Linked DNA regions of Homo sapiens: region 2 is linked to region 1. The links are chromatin loops, found by intact Hi-C in ENCODE. Cell type or tissue: GM12878. All regions are shown on one strand. Each heading gives the region's core, and the rest is flanking DNA. Links, peaks and the distances in the headings are about the cores only.

Region 1 (8,337 bases), core at 330-8,329:
CTCGTCTTTCAGTCCATACCTTTTCTCTCTCTCCCTCTGTCTCTCTCTCAGGCTTGATCTCATAAAAAATCATAAACTTCCAACATGCTTATGGTTAAAAAAAAATTCTAGAAAAGGATACACATGGTTCATCCAGATTTTTAGCACAACTCCTCCTCCAACAAACACTGAAAAATTAGAAAGCAATTTGAGAAAAATTGTTTTGAAAGGTATGTAGGTTTGACTTTTCGGTGTGGGCATACCCATATTTAAATTACAGGGTTATCCGTTGTGCTCAGAAATTACAATAAACAGGATACCTGACAAACAAGGATAGTGGAATCATAGAATTGCATCATTGTTCATTAGAAAAAACAAGTACCCTTATGATACTGTGACTGTACAGAATTACATTATCATCTATTCCACACACAAGCACAAATATGGAACAGAAGATCTAATGAGTCGAGATGTCATCTGAATTTCCATGTGTTACATTTACAGCTTAGAGTTGTAGCTTTATTGAATGGCGCCAAAACATTCTTACTTCATAATAGCATTAGTGACATTTCACTTGGATAATCCTATTTGTTTTCATTTATTTTAATGAGGTAGTTTGGGATGGTAACCTGCAGCAGAAAGCTTGGCAACAGGTGACAGCATGACTTGAAATGCCTATTGAACTGAAAGGTAGTTAAAAGCTAAATGAAATGCTTAGATGCACAGTGGTTTCCCAGCACCATATATTTTACTCTAAAAACAGTAAGGCTAAAGTGCCAATTGTAAGAACCTAAGACTTTATTACCTTTTAAAACTTTCCTGCGTGGATGAGTGGATAATAAGGACTAATTTGCTGCATTTTTGTGGCCTGTTTCCACATGTTTGCATTTCCCAATGACGCTTTCTTTATGGAAAAGAGTGCTGGGCACAACACATTTTTTTCCATGCAGCGATCATATGTCTATGATTCATTTAATCCTTCAATACAGATACACAGTCAGTAGTGATGCAGACGGCTAACAGACATGCATATTTGCCAAGCCTTAAGTGTCCCAGCTTACAAAAGGAGTTTCTAATGTTGAGAACTTCAATTATGTCACTTAAACCCATCAATCTTTTTCCCTTGCCTCATGCTACAAATCTTTCAGATCTATTATTTTCATAACATCTGATGCCTGGAGTGACAAGTGCCCTCTGACATTTTAGTTTTCCATGGAGACTTAGAATGAGAAAATGGCGCCTCATTAAGTCTTTCTTATCAATTAAAAAGGAAACACCTTTTCCTGTTCCATCTTATGCAACAGCTAACTCAGGTATTAAGTAAGCTGCCAACATCTTTCTAGAACCCAGAGTAAGAATTCATAATCGACCCTGGTCTTTTAGGCCCAGGGAATAAATAGGAACAAGAAATTCCCATCCAAAGAACACCATGTTGACTTTAGCTATATCTTGTAAGATCTAGTCAATGTCCATCTGAAAGCTGTGAGATTAAGGAAAGGACTCCTATTTTATCAATCCAGGTCCAGACAAGAGACAAATTACACCAATGGAGATAATTTAATATAAACAATATAAAGAAGTACTTACTAGGTACTGAATGATTGAATATGCAAAAAGAGAACAATAAGTTATCATGGAAATAGGACACATTTACCACTTGCAGGGCTGGGGAACAAAGGGATGAGATGGGAACCATCAAAATAGATCCCAATGAATGCTACACTCAGATGTCTGAGGAGAGGGCACTGCTCTGAAGTTGCTGGTGCTTCAGACCTTGGGTAGGGGGGTAGACTCAGATCTCCCAGGGAGGTGGCAGCTGGCTGGTGCTGGTGTACCTAAGTAGGGAGTAGACTCAGATCCCCCAGGGGAAGTGGCAGCTGGTGGCCTGTGCTGATGTACCTAATGCCAGTGTGGGGCCACAGGGTTGGCCCAAACTTCCAAAAAGGTGATACTGCCAGCTAAGACAGTGCATCTGAGGGGTGTACCATGAGACTGGTTCTGCAACTATTGGAAAAATTGTAAACTGGGCTGGGCATGATGGCTTATGCATATAATCCCAGCACTTTGGGAGGCTAAGGCAAGTGGATCACCTGAGCCCGGGAGTTCGACACCAGCCTGGGCAGCACAGTGAAAACCCATCTCTACAAAAAAATACAAAAATTAGCTGGGTATGGTGCACACCTGTGGTCCTAGCTACTTGGAAGGCTGACGTGGGAGGATCACCTGAGCTGTGATCACACCACTGCACTCCAGCCTGAGCGACAGAATGAGATCCTGTGTCAAGAAAAAAAAAATGCAAACTAGTATAAACAGCTGTTACTGAAGTAAAATGCCACTGTTTGGGTGAAGAAGTGTTGCTGGGTGACACTGAAAGAAATAGGAAGCAAAACTGGAGTCAGAGGTAGCAGAGAGGAAAATAAACTTTCTCCTTTCCCAGACTTGCAGTCTTTCTCTAGCATCCCCTGTTGGCAGAGCCTAACAGGGAATTATCAGCAACACAGAAATAAATGTGTATTGCAGAGGTCCAGCATCACACAGCAGAGTGTAGGAGGATGGGCTTGATGCCGCGAGACAATAGCTTAATGATGGGCCCAACCCACTGACATGTAAAAAATATATTCACCAAGCATGAGGGAAAACCAAAAATTCTAAGTGGTATTCTTGTAACTGATCTTGCACTTGACTTTCTACTTCCTTTCCATTCACCCCCACGTCAGCTCCTCTGGCTAAGAATATTTGCTGTTGAAACTTGAGCAAGATTTTTCTAACTTTGATGCACTTTTACATCAGAACCAATATGGAATCAAGCAGAGAATGTCTTTTGTAAAGGTTATCTAGATGATGCCTACTTCAGAGAGTTGTTTACTACTCTGAGAAAGGATTTTTTTTTTTAAAGACTACTCTTACTTAAGGAGGAAGAGCAAATTCTACCTGGGAAATGATTTACCACAGAGGTCTTATTCATGAGCAGAGGCAGTAGTAAAACTGCACTCATCACGCCTTGGTCTTGAGAAATTCCTGGTCGGGGGGTGCTTCCTGAGTATGGGACAGAATCCATAATGCTCATAGTAGCCCCTTTCAAAACCTTTAGGCTTCACTATGGGCCTTCTTGACGGTTCTGAGTTGATGTAGATAATGAGAAATTGAGGTAATGAAAAATGTCCATTTGTTTTTTCTTTTAAACTGTCGAACCCAATCCATTATTGACACAAGTTTTTCTCCTGAAGTGTATAGAGATCTATACTCTATAGACAAATAGAAAAGTAGAACACTAGTTGGATTTTGCTGTGGACATGGACTTTGGTTGCTGAAACAAGTATCTGTTTTATGTAAAGAATGTTCCATCAGCAGCCACTTTTTTTAAAAAGAGCACTTGGCAAATCTCTGGAAGCCGGCTTATGTAACTAACTGCCTCTTATGGTAGTATGTGAAGGCAGCACAGAACATATTGTTTCCCACTGTTTCTCTTTGAGAAATTAGTTTGGTGCCTGGCAAGAGGAGAGATGTGCAAGGGCAATATTCCTAGAAATAACTACCTGTGTACTTGCTGGAATTCCACACTGGATGGAGGCTCCTTTGTGAAAGGCAGGTGTTGATTTCTAGGCTGAGAGAGTACTAGCAGGGAGCTCCTCAAAGGAACTTGGAAAGAATTACTTAGGTCTCATTTCACACCCTGCATCTGATTTTTTAACTAAGTCCCTAAGAGAAAAGTGGCTACAGGTGTTGTAAACGACCCTTCCTTCAGTAAACTGATTGAAACTGAACACTGATCACAATTTCTTTGCATGAGAAAGATAACTGGGCATGGAAAATTTTGATCTGAGAATATCTGAAAATTACATAAATAACATTAACAAGTGTTAGAGTGACAGAAACAATGAGGCCAGATTTGTTCTAACTTGAAAATGTAAGGGCTATTTAATGTATTTTAGGATGGAGGGAGTGCTAAGGATCGTTTATTTTTAGCTCCCATAAAAACTCAATTTCCTTCATAGTGGAATCAGTCCAAATTGAAGATTTGCTCTTGCACAGACACTGGACTCTCCCCAAAATTTTCAGATTAGCAGTCATACCCCAAAGAATAAACCTGGGCTAAAGCTGCAGGTTCTAGCACTGAGACAGAGATCATCTGCATTCCTGTTACCTAGTCAAGTGTCCTGGATAAATCACAAAAACATCGAAGTCTTAGGTCACGTCACCAAGTCTCACGTTCCAAGAACTGTCAAGAGATTGCTTATGTAGCCACAGGCCAGACAGACAGGGGCTTTGTGAGACTATCCCTCAGGGGTGCTGGGGGTGTTTGCATTGTTAGCCTGGAAAAAGCTAGCCAGACCAACATAGTCACAGCAATTGAAAATCCTGAAGGCCCATCTATGACCAAATGTATTAATAAATAAAAAGACCTATAAGAAACCTTCCCACCAGCATTAACCACACCAAAAGCAAGTCAAACCCAGGCTTCTCATAACTGGTTCTTGTTCCAACACAAGAGTGAGAAGAGCATCTTGCTGCGGCCAACGGTTACTATAGCTCTCCTTTTGTAGAAAGCCACCGTCTTCGAAGAGCTTACTAGGTGTCTCCACTAAAGAACAAAAAACATGGGTAAGACTGGTTTCCTCTCAAGTTATGACTCAGCTTTGATCACCACACTTCCACTTGAGCCTATTAACGTTCAGTGGACAGAATGTCACTCTTTTTCAATCAGCTGCTACAGCAAACAATAGCCTTGCTGCATTTCAGTCATATAGAAAGCCACAGAATATTTCCTTTTGACTCTCTTCTCTCCACATCAGACCCACAGTCAGGCTCATGCTGAGGTCTATCTTCTCACAATCTACTAGAAAGTGGCCTGCCTCTACATGCTTACCCTGCTAAAATGAGAAGCAAGAAATAAACAACTTCATGTTAATTATAAATAGGAGGCACTGGATATTAAACCTGCCCATAGAATAATGGAGAAGGAAAGCATTGCGCTCCCTTTCTCCTTGAGTCGGGAGCCATATCCCTTGCCAGAACAGTGAACTCTCACTGGGTAGCAGGAGAGGCCACTATGATAAGGACCCAAGCAGAAGCCTGGGGGTGGGGTTCTCACGACCACTCACAGACCCCTGAACCTGGGGGGAGTAGCAGAGAACAGCCAAGAGCGACATGGACTGTCTTGCATTTTCCTCATCTCTTTATTCTAGAAAAAAAAAGAGGAAGGAAGAAAAAATGAAAGAAAAATGCTATAATTTTCTTTTCTCCATCTTTCTTGGAGATCAGAAAACAGTAGGTTCTGAAGATCTCCTCTGTGCTCATGGGCACGTGAAAAATTTCATGATGCTTACTTGGCTTTGAGATTTTATTACCATTATTATTGTTATTTTATATTAATATAAAAATAATAAAGATGTATTGAGCTCCTTCTATGTGCCCAACACTATAAGCATAATAAATACTTTATCTCTTAATCCCCACAGCTCCCTATGAATTAGATACTATTGATACTAATATTATCCCAAATTAAAAATTAGGAGCCTGAGGCATGAAAACGTGAACTCATTGGAGATCACACCACTCACAAATGGCAGAGCCAGGGTGCAGCCCTAGGTCCAGTGTCCCCAGAGCCCATTCTGCCATTCACTTCAGGTCATTCTCTTCCCATTTAGAACACTGAACTTTTTATATCCTCAACAGACATAAATGCTCAGCTTCAAGAGCCAAACAAAAATAATTGTTACAAATTCCACTGTTTGTTTTCCCAGGGGGTGCATCTTAGAGTTATTAAATGTAATCCTCTGTTCCCCTTACTCCAGTAGTTTCTTTACCCCTTTGGGAGTGTCCTACCATTCTTCCCCATTTCTTCACATTCCCTCCTCCCCCCACCCTTACCCAGGCTGTCTGAATTCTATTCCGCCTTAAAGATGTAACTCAACTTCCACCTCTCCCAAAAAGGGCTTCTTCAACTCCTGTCACCTCCATCTCTGAATTTTTATAGCATTTAATGTTAATGCTATTTACTTGGCATTTGTGTTTTTTGTGTTTTACTTTTTACTGTTAGTTCTATTTGAGAATAATTCATCTTGAGGCAGAATTCATTCTATCCCATTTTTTCATTGAGATGAAACCCTTGAAGGCAAGGAACAAGTGTTCAAACATGTTTATGTATTCACACACTCCACGCTCAGCATCTTGGACATAACAGACACTCAATAAATCACCTTTGAGAGCTAGGTTAGAAAGCCTATTGAAGCCTGTGATTTGAAACAGGCTGGGCTGGTAGAGAAAAAAGCTAGCCTGTCTTCTTAGAGCTCTAGAAAGTACTGTGGAATACATTTAAGAGTCTACGGAGTCCCTTCACGGGCAGAAAAGAGTCCTCTGACTCCTCGATTCCTAACCTCCCATGTCCCAACTTATCTCAGTGTTCCCCTTAAACTCCTAAATTTTGAACCTAAAGTATGCAGAACATCAGATCCTGAAAAACAACGCCAACTTTTACTTGACGGTTTCACTTACCCTCACACCTGTGGTTTTGAAGGTGTCAAGTTTCCTCTGAAGTCTTTCTGTGAAGCTTTATCCCCCTCATTTTTCCACCCTGCCAGTCAACCCTGTCAACAGTGACAATCTCCTTGTCAAGCAGAAGCCACTCAAGCTATCAGTTTTCATTAGCCGTTTAGTTGGGATAATCCCTTTTTCCTACCAAACTGTTTCCTTCTAGGAACTGCTGATTCCTTTTATTTGGGGTTTTTCAGACTTCTCTAACTAAAGCCCCTCCACCCAGATGATTTCTCACTTTTCTGAAGATCTCCTTCAGCTAAAAAGATTTCCTATAACCTCATTTTCTATAGTTTGTATTATGAAAAAATGTGGTATATAACTTTTTTTTTCAAGCAACATATGGCAACTAAGAGTTTAGTATGCTCTAGAAAGGGGTATTTCCTCTGGGGAAATTTTTTATTATTTTTTGTTTTCAATATGACCTGCTTCTTTACCTCTTCCATTTCCTATTTAGAGCCCACCCATCCTTTGGTGACTTAAGTAAAAAACAAAACAAAACAAAACAAAAAACCTTTATCAACTTCAAAATTGTGTCATCTATTTTCATTCATATTGTTAAATTCACTAACCGAGAGGAAAGCTGTAAGATGGTAAATGTAACCATGCACAAGGTCCCCATTCATCAAGCTTGTGGAAGTGTTAATTTTGGAGACAAGTAAATAAGTAAATGTTCTAAACCTATTTTATCTCTTTCCTCCCATGACCATTTCTCCATTTTCTACCCATCAATTACTTGTCCTTATTGTCAATGTTTTAGAAAGTTTGAGTTTTAGGAAAGGCTAAGTAGCTCTTCAACTTCCTGTGAAGTTGAACTGTGGCCTGAGCTTAGCATCTCTCCAACACCTGCTCACACTTACCATCCACCGCCCATCCCTCCCTTCTTTTCTGTTCCTGTATACTACTATGTTCTGTGAATGAGATATCACTACAAACTTATGTCCACAGAAAGAGAAAGCATGAGGTAAGAAATAACAGAATGACTCCCTATAAGTGACTTAAGACATCTGATGAAGGTCTAAAAGCAGGTCCTTCTTCCCTCTCAGGCTAAGTCTTCACCTGGCCAAAATTCATGCAAAAGAAGCAGGTGACTAGAGTAGTGTGGACCAATGTATTTTTGTCAACCACTTTAAAGCAAACTGCTAGAAATATTGTCTTTCTTTCTTATCTTCTGATTTCCCTGAAAACAGCCAATAGCAAAGCAGAAGTTCTATCTTCCTTTCTAAAGGACAGAACAATCATTGCCCAAGAATCAGAAGATGCAGGTTCAAGTTCGACATCGACAAGATACCAGCCATATAGCCTGGGGCAAGTGATTTAGCCTCCCCAAATATCAGTTTCCTCAGACATAAAACACAGGTTTTCCTCCAAGAGAGATGTTGTGAGGATAGACTGAGTTAAGATAAAAACACTTTGTAAACTTTAAAGCTCTACATAAATATAACTCAACATCATATTACATTTCTATTTTTATTTTCCCATTAATAATTCTGGGTTTGCTGTCATTTCTCAAATCCACATTTTTTTTTTTTTTTTTGAGACAGAGTCTCACTCTGTTGCCCAGGCTGGAGTACAGTGGTGCGATCTTGGTTCACTGCAACCTCCTTCTCCCGGGTTCAAGTGATTCTCGTGCCTCAGCCTCCCAAGTAGCGGGGACTACAGGTATGTGCCACTACACCCAGCTAATTTTTTGTATTTTTAGTAGAGGCAGAGTTTCACCATGTTGGCTAGGCTGGTCTCAAATGCCTGACCTCAGGTGATCCACCCGCCTTGGCCTCTCAAAGTGCTGGGATTACAGGCATGAGCAATTGTACTCGGCCTCAA
Region 2 (8,337 bases), core at 75-8,074, 520 kb after region 1:
GTTCCTATATTTTTGTCCCTAAACACACCATCTTAGCCTCTAGAATTCTATGATGCCCCTGCTTTGTGAGCTGCAGCAATTTACCAACTTGCTTAATTCCAGGGTTGCTTTTTAGGGAGGAATACTCCCACAAACTCCACCACTAAGGGGCCATGAGACTTTGGGGCAGTCATAGCACTGCTTGGGACCTCAATTTCCTCATCAGTATAATGAGGAAACTGGGCTAGATGATCTCTAAGGTGCTTTTGGGCTCCAACATCCGTTCATCTATGATCCTACCATTCTGAGGCTTCCCTGTAGAGCTTCAGTTATTCATTCAACAAATGCTTATTCAGCAACTCCTGTGCTAAGTCCTGAGGATACACCGTGAACGAGATGTGGCTACTGTCCTCAAGGAGGAGGAAAGTAAAAATTCAAATTAAGAAAAAAAGACATATATAACTTTACTAAACAGTGTGAACTCAGTGGAGTAAGCTGTGACAGTTGAAGGGCCACCTCATTGTTTCCTGATTCTAGGGATCACTTCTCTTCATTGCCTGATGTCCAGTGTCTTGGAAACTGTTGTTTCATATATTTTGTCTGTTTTGTGTGTGTGTGTGTGTGTGTGTGTGTAGGGGTTGTTTCAGGCAGGAAGGTAAATTTGGTCTCCATGACTCCATATTGGCCAGCAGCAGAAGTCCTAGCAAACTTTTTTTTTTTTTTGAGACAGGGTCTTGCTCCATTGCCCAGGCTGGAGCACAATGGCACGAGCCCGGCTCACTGCAGCCTCAATTTCCTGGGCTCAAGAGATCCTCCCACCTCAGCCTCCTATATAGCTGGGACTACAGGCATGTGCCACCATGCTCAGTTAATTTTTTATTTTGTAGAGATGGGGTCTTGCTCTGTTGCTCAGCCTGGTCTCAAACTCCTGGGCTCAAGTGATCCTCCTGCCTCAGCCTCTGAAAGTGCTGGGATTACAGGCATGAGCCACCATGTCTGGCCTCCACCAATTTTTGATCATACAATCTAATTTTTAAAATTGGGCCTGCATCCCCATCATATTTATATTTATCTATAAATTTTATATGTGTACACTTGTGAATACATGTAGCATTAATCATATTTATTAGTAACAGTAAAGCTTAATTTATTTGTTGTTTAGATTGAAACACAGATAGAAATAGAAGTTAAGATATTTTCTTCTTGCACACCAATGGATCATCTGTGTATCTACACATCTAAGGCCAAAGGACTCAGGAAGACCAGTTCTGTGAACTTTCAAAATTGGTTGGAAAAGGTATCTGAGATACTTGGTACGGGTAACAGTACACATTTTGTTCTCAAATCAGAAACAGGAGATTGGTACACTTGGCTGATACCAAATAAAGCTAAGGTTCTACAAAAAGAGTCCTTTAAAAATAGTGTTTGAAAAAAAATTGCATTCCTTGGTCCTATTTGACAAAATTCCCACAATTTTCTCCCTTTACCTTGGTCATACCTTATTTAAATGTCAAAACTGTCCATAAATCTTAAAACGCATTCTCAGTGCTATATACTAGGCAATGTGGAAAAATGCAAAAAAAACCCAAAAAAACAAAAAAACCCTCTGAATACAAATGCCTATCCTGAGTTTAGCTATCTTTGCTTTCCTGCCTGTGTCATGAGTGGGATGCACCCAGGGGTGATGTCTTAGTCCATTTTGTGCTGTAATAACAGAATACCACAGACTGAGTGATTTACAATTAATAGAAATGTCTTGGCTCACAGTTCTGGAGGCTGGGAAGCCCAAGACTGAGGAGCTGGCACCTGGTGGCTACATCATCCCATGGCAAGAGAGCAAGAGAGTGAGAGAGCAAGAGAGTGAGAGAGCGAGACAGCGAGAGAGGGAGAGAGAGAGAGTGCGTGTGTGTAAAAGAGGGCCAAACTCCCTTTTTATAACCAACCTACTCCTGCAGTAACGGCATTAATTCATTCACTCTGCCCTCATGGCCTGATCATCTCTCATCAGGCCCCACCCCCGAACTCTGTTACAATGGGGATTAATTTTCCAATACATGCTTTTTAGGGGACATAGTCAAACCATATCAGGGGGACTTTAACCACCTGCACTTGAAGAGAAAAGGAGAGGGCACTGAATTAGGTCTGTACTTCCTTTCTGAGACTTTAGAAGATATCAAGAGACCTGGCTCACTCCTTTCCTCCAGCAGCCTGTTCAGCGTGGCCCTTGAGCTTGACTCACAAACAGCAGTGGAAAATAAGCAAGGGGAAGAACGTGCCTGCAGAGCCCAAAGTCAGCCTGTAGAGCTCAGGCTGGCAATCACTTTCACTCTGCTGCAGCAAGCACCCCTGGGGCTGCTGCCCAAGGATCAACGCAGCAAACCAGCAGGAAGTGGAATAGTCAGCAGAAAGGGTCAAGGAAACCTATCCTTTGTCAGACAGGAGCTTTATTTCCACTCTGGTCCACAGCCTCAAAGGGCAGCTGCCTCACAGGGAGAGTATTTGACCAAATCCGGTTTGCACGTTTGAAATAAGAACTCCATTTATTGCTCTCTGAAACCGAGTGCTAGAAGGCCCCATTCCCAGCAGCCTTGACACCCCCCGTCCCCTCCTACTGTGACAGTCCAGGTTGTTCCAGCTGCCCTGGCTGATGTCTGGCCCTCCAGGATGGATATGTGTCCAAGAAATCCCAGACCCATCCTCCACTTGGACGATTTTGCAAACCTTCACATAAGAACAGATTGCACAAGCGGTATGTGTGAGGGCTGACGGAAGAAAAAGGGAAGAGCTCTTTCTGCTTATGACTGGGACGCTGTTATTCATCAAGCTCTGGTGTTTCAAGTGAGTTTTGTGGATGAGGAGGCCAAGTCATGTCAGCACTAGAAACCTCCCTGGCCTCAGTCATATGTGCTACCCCACCTCTTCCCCACAGCCCCTGCCATTCCTTTATGAGGACCCTCCCTGTTTCGTGCTTTCACAGAGTAAAGCTGCTGTGAGTGGTGCCTTGAGTCACACCCAGCTCACACTGCCCCACAGAATCTGACACGAGGTCTGGGGTGAACTCTGTGGCCCTGGCCTCCATCTTCTGCCCTGCCCTTGCTTCCTGAGGTGGGCAGGAAGCGGGACTCGCGATGAGGGCTAGGCCCCGGCTTCTGGCAGTGGGGGAGTTTCTATCCTGCCCAAGGGGTTAGGGGAAGGAATGTTGGTCACATGAAATCCAGGGGCGGCTATGTAATGTGGGAGACAGCAAGCATCATGTTCCCACACTGTAAGTCATGATGACACTGTTAAAAACGACGGGTGGGTGGGGGAAAGTGAAAGAAAAAGAATAAGGGGGAACAGAAACCAAAGTGAGGCATACAGAGGCATCAAGCAAGACTAACGGCCAAGGTACGAAGAGAGGCCAGGGGAAGGGGTGGCCTGGAAGGGAGTCAGGAAAAGGCAGACGAATCAGACTGGGTAGGAGGAAAGGAATCAGGCCAAGGAAAACATAATGAGATGTGAAGAGAAGACACGATCATTTGGGGAGATGGCAGGGAATCTGCCACCAAGTACATCAACACAGGGTGTTGAAGGCCGGGGCCAAGAACACCTTTGGGGCATCACCCCAGTACAGCATGGAGCAGCACCTGACTGTGAAATCTGTGTCTCTGCTTGCTGGAGGCCTAACTAAATTCAGATGGAAAGGGTCTGTGAGACTCTTAGAAGAATAGAAAGGGGGATGGAAGTAGAGGGAAAAGACCAGAGAGACCCATCTGTGCTTCACAGCTCTTCACGAGTTCATTCCCAAGCAGGCTTTGCCTGTGGTCTTGTGGGTGATGCAAAAAATTAAGAAAATAAATAAAAATTTTAAAATAGGATCTTTGGCTTTTGTTCTCATAACCTAGGAGAGGGAACAGGTGCACATACACAAAGCACCAAGCAGCAACAATTTTATTGAGACTGTTCAGAGGACACAGTAACAGAATACTGGTTGAATGAATAAATGAAGACCAAAGAAAGGAAATGCAGAAAGGCTTTCTTGACCATGTCATTTGTCATTTTAAAAAATGCAGGAATTGGTCAGACGCGGTGGCTGACACCTATAATCCCAGCACTTTGGGAGGCCAAGGCAGGTGTATCACCTGAGGTCAGGAGTTCCAGACCAGCCTGGCCAACATGGTGAAACCCAGTCCCTACAAAAAAATACAAAAATTAGCCAGGCATGGTGGTGGCCATCTGTAATCCCAGCTACTTGGGAGGCTGAAGCGGGAGAATCGCTTGAACCTGGGAGGTGGAGGTTGCAGTGAGTTGAGATCGTACCATTGCACTCCACCTTGGGCCACAAGCATGAAACTCCGTCTCAAAAAAAAAAAAAAAAAAAAAAGCAGGAATTAAACAGTGTTGGTCAAAATGGATGAAAAATTCAAAAATGGACCAAGAAGGTACAATACCCAGGCTTGACAATAGCATAGCACAGGTTCTGAATCAAAGCAGAGAGCAGGAGGCATAGCTGCCAATTCTAGTCTTCTGGGTGAGCTGAATCTGCCTAGACATGGTATTTAACACCTTAAAAAAAATTTACCCCCTAGGAATCATATTTAGTATATAAAAGGCAACAAGGAAAGACTGGTTAGATGGCCCTAGAGGAGGCCAGTTTGCTAGCATGGAAGCAAGGCTTTCCTGAGGCTGCTGGTTTGGACAGAGACAGATGTTGGAAGACCACTGAAGAGCAAAGATCAGGTGAGTAACCTAGATTGGCAGGAGGCCAGATGCAAGAGGAGAGTGGTTGTATATGTGTGTGTCAAAGAGGCAAGGGCATTCAACTTTCAATTGAGAAAAATGAATAGGGGGGCTGGGCATTGTGGCTCACGCCTGTAACCCCAGCACTTTGGGAGGCTGAGGTGGGACAATCTCTTGAGGTCAGAAGTTCAAGACTAGCCTGGTTAACATGGTGAGACTCCATCTCTAAAAATAAAAGTAAAAAATCAGCCAGGCATGGCGGCATGTGCCTGTAGTCCTAGCTATTCTGGAGGCTGAGGTGGGAGGATTGCTCGTTCCCACCTATTCCCACTATCCACTATCTCTAAAAAGAAAATAAAGAGGAAAAATTGATAGTGAAGATGATGATTACAACAACTAACATTTGAGTGCAAACTGTGTGCCAGGTGATGTTCTAAGCACTTTACATATATTAGTTTATATAATCTTCACTACCACTCCCTGAAGTATTATTATTATTATTTCGAGACACAGTCTCACTCTGCTGCCCAGACTGGAGTATAGTGGAGCAAGCATAGCTCATTGCAACCTCAACCTCCCTGACTTAAGCAAACCTCCTACCTCAGCCTCCCAAATAAAGTTGCATGCCACCATGCCCAGCTGATTTTTTAATTTTTTGTAGAGATGGTGGTCTCACTATGTTATCCAGGCTGGTCTTGAACTCCTGGACTCAAGCGATCCTCCTGCCTTGGCCTCCCAAAGTGCTGGGATTACAGTTGTAAGCCGCCATGGCTGGTCTATTATTATTATTATTATTCTCATTATTATTTGCCTTTTATACAGAAAGAAATCCAAGCAGAGAGAGATCAAACAATTACCCAGAAATTAGCCCAGGACTCTAACATTAAACTCTACAACTCTCTCTGAAGTCATGAAAAATTTAATGTCTCTTTCTTTAGCTGTAAACATCTGTCCTCTAACCTGCCTATATAAGAGACATTGCTGATGATTAAACCTTTGTGAAGAGACTGACTGTGTTGTCATTATGAGAGTGTTAGCATTATTATAAGGCAATGCTTTTTCCAGAAATACTAAATAGATGCTCACATTCTCATGCAATACCACAAGGCCTTTAAGAAGTTTACAGAGGCTCATCAACTAAAGAACCCTCCTGTGTGCTCACAATAGACAATAATGCCAAAGGAATCCTCTCTCAAAAGAAGAAAGGTCTCTTTCTGACACCCTCTTGCAATTCTTTCAAGGTTTGGGGGATGGCACACTTCTTTCTTATAAAATGGTTCCCCACTGAGAATAATAGCTAGGCTCTTGTCCTTACAAGAGCCTCTTCCACAAGGGCCAAACCGGAGGACCAAGCCACCTCAGAAATGGGGTTTTGAATCTGGGAGGCAGCAGATAGAGAAATAGATAGCGAATACATCTGTTTTCACAAGAGCCTGTTGTTCTCTGTACTAACTGCTATAAAAACGACATGAAACTAGCCACACATTAGTTTTGGTTCTCGTGACTAAATCAAGGAATGGCATGATGGTGCTGTGTCATTAGAAATGAAACCAGTTCTTAAGCGAGAGAATAGGGCCAATATTTTAATAACCCGAACAATTTCATAGAAAAATCAAAGCTGAAACTTCAACACCCTAGCCCTGAACACCTGCTGCTTAAGTTGGTTCTGAACCAGTGAAACTATCTTGTCATGAAGACATGGGATGGGCCCTGACTTGCCCAACACTCATGGTGGCTGGGGACATCTTCTTTCCATCTGCTGCCCTGCTAAAGTGGAAACGGGGGCTCAATCTTGGCTTCGACAATGCTGACTGTATTTGGCACTTTAAGAAAAGTACCTCATATTCAATTATTATTTTTTTCAAATACGTAACCTTATATATTTTGATACATATGACGTATCCTCTAATATATGAATTTGGCCTTCCCTGAGGTATTATCATCCACGTTTTTTCAGATGAAGAAACTGAGACTTAAAGACCTAACTAAGTAACTTAGCTAGAAGCAGGCAGAGCTGGGCTTCTGAACAAAAGTGTTCTTATCTGTATCTGCACCACCTCGAATTTGGCCTGCATCACAATAATAATGATGTTGAGGTAGCAAACATTCGTAAGTTGCCTCCCGCCACATCCACTGCCCCTTCTCCTGCCACAGCACCCAGATATTACCTGGAGGCAACCCTCTCCTCCGCACTGCCTCCCCCTTCTCTGGCAGGTGGATACAGCCAGCTCCTAGGGGTGGGTCCTCCTGCGCTTCGGTCAATCAGAGCACCCATCATCTGGCCGGGTGATTGGCTCAGGGGTGGGCATATGGGCTGATTCAGGCCAATGAGGTTTGAGGAAACGTTCACTTGCGCTTCTGGGAAAAAGCTTCCTCAGTCCTCTGTTGTAACACAGGGGAGACAATCCCTCTTTTCCTGGCTGATGTATTGGAGAACACAGAAAGCCCAAAATCCCTCAGCCATTTGTCCCACCAAGAGAAGTGCCAGCCTGAGCAAGAAGCCAGCACACAGAAGAGGCAGCCCTTATGAACAAAACAGACCTGGCGCTGGGATCATGAAGAGGGTGTAAATTCCAGATCAAGCTGTGGAGTTTTCAGGCTGTGAGCCAATGCAATCCCTTGGTTGGCTTAAGCTGGCTTGCGTTTGATTTTCTGTCGCGTGGAAATCCTTAACCAGTATGAACACTGTTGGTGCCGCTCCCAGTAACATCTGATTGTTGCTTTGGTTTCTCAATCAATAGCATAAAACCCATTTGACAAAAATGACTAATCCTCCAAAATTCATCAGCATTTCTGGAGCACAGCCATCTCTGATGCCCACCTGACTTTCCAGACAGGACCCTCGTTTTTCTATTCCTGAGGTCTGGCTTCTTCGGTTTTCTGCTCTGGTATAGCTCAGTCTAGGTCATTTCTCCTCCGGGTTCCACCAGTGACAAGTGACAGCTGCACTCTGCTGAGGAAACAAGCAGGAGCACGGGCAGCCAGCTACAGATGCCAGCATCAGCCTGACGAGAAAAGCAGTGCCAAGAAAGGGTTTGGCCACAATATATTTTTGTTTGTTTTTGAGACAGGGTCTCCCTCTGCCACCCAGGCTAGAGTGCAATGGCACAATCACAGCTCACTACAGCCTCGACCTCCCGGGCTCCAGTGATCCTTCCCCCTCAGCTTCCCAAGTAGCTAGGACTACAGGCCTGCACCACTATGCCCAGCTAATTTTTGTATTTTGTAGCAGAGACAGGGTCTCACCATGTTGCCCAGGCTGGTCTCAAACTCCAGGCAAGCAATGTCTGCCTTGGCCTCCCAAAGTGTTGAGATTACAGGTGTGCGCCACTGTGCCCAGCCTCACACAATATATATTTAATAGAATGTAAAACCAGGTGGGAGAAAGTTCTTTGGAACACATTAGCTACATACACGATTACCTCACCAGCTCTCTATCAGAATGCTGAATCCCAAAAGTGTTGGGACCATTCTGAAGATCTCTATTTGCTGTTGGCCGATTCTCCCAAAGGTTCAGAGATTTGGCATCAAAGATTATAAAGTCATATAGAATTGAGAATCTGTAATAAAAACTGGTTTTTGCGATTCTACTCAATCTCAGTTTCTCTAGGAAAATTCTGTTATTTCCACTTCTGGCCA

The links. Peaks named below come from ENCODE experiments on the same cell type or tissue, not always from the same donor. Only the 100,000 strongest peaks of a DNase experiment are listed, where the experiment ranks them.
Region 2: it touches region 1 in a loop (6-fold over the local background); 2 of 110 quality-filtered maps call a loop at or near these places.

The regions. Positions count from the first base shown.
Region 1 is chr6:105,641,957-105,650,293 of GRCh38, forward strand. No RefSeq gene overlaps it. Among named protein-coding and RNA genes, the nearest start is that of LINC02836, 14 kb to the left of the region's middle. RefSeq lists enhancers at 2,048-2,287, 4,855-5,044. In GM12878, for the core only: a CTCF peak has its summit at 2,456; DNase peaks (open chromatin) are centred at 2,441 and 4,625; H3K4me3 peaks cover 279 bases; H3K27ac peaks cover 1,706 bases.
Region 2 is chr6:106,161,341-106,169,677 of GRCh38, forward strand. No RefSeq gene overlaps it. Among named protein-coding and RNA genes, the nearest start is that of PRDM1, 79 kb to the left of the region's middle. RefSeq lists enhancers at 1,865-2,711, 2,173-2,252, 2,712-3,558, 2,983-3,082, 3,103-3,152 and 3 more. In GM12878, for the core only: no CTCF peak of the experiment used is centred there; DNase peaks (open chromatin) are centred at 2,341, 2,911, 3,281, 6,221 and 1 weaker place; H3K4me3 peaks cover 2,384 bases; H3K27ac peaks cover 5,827 bases.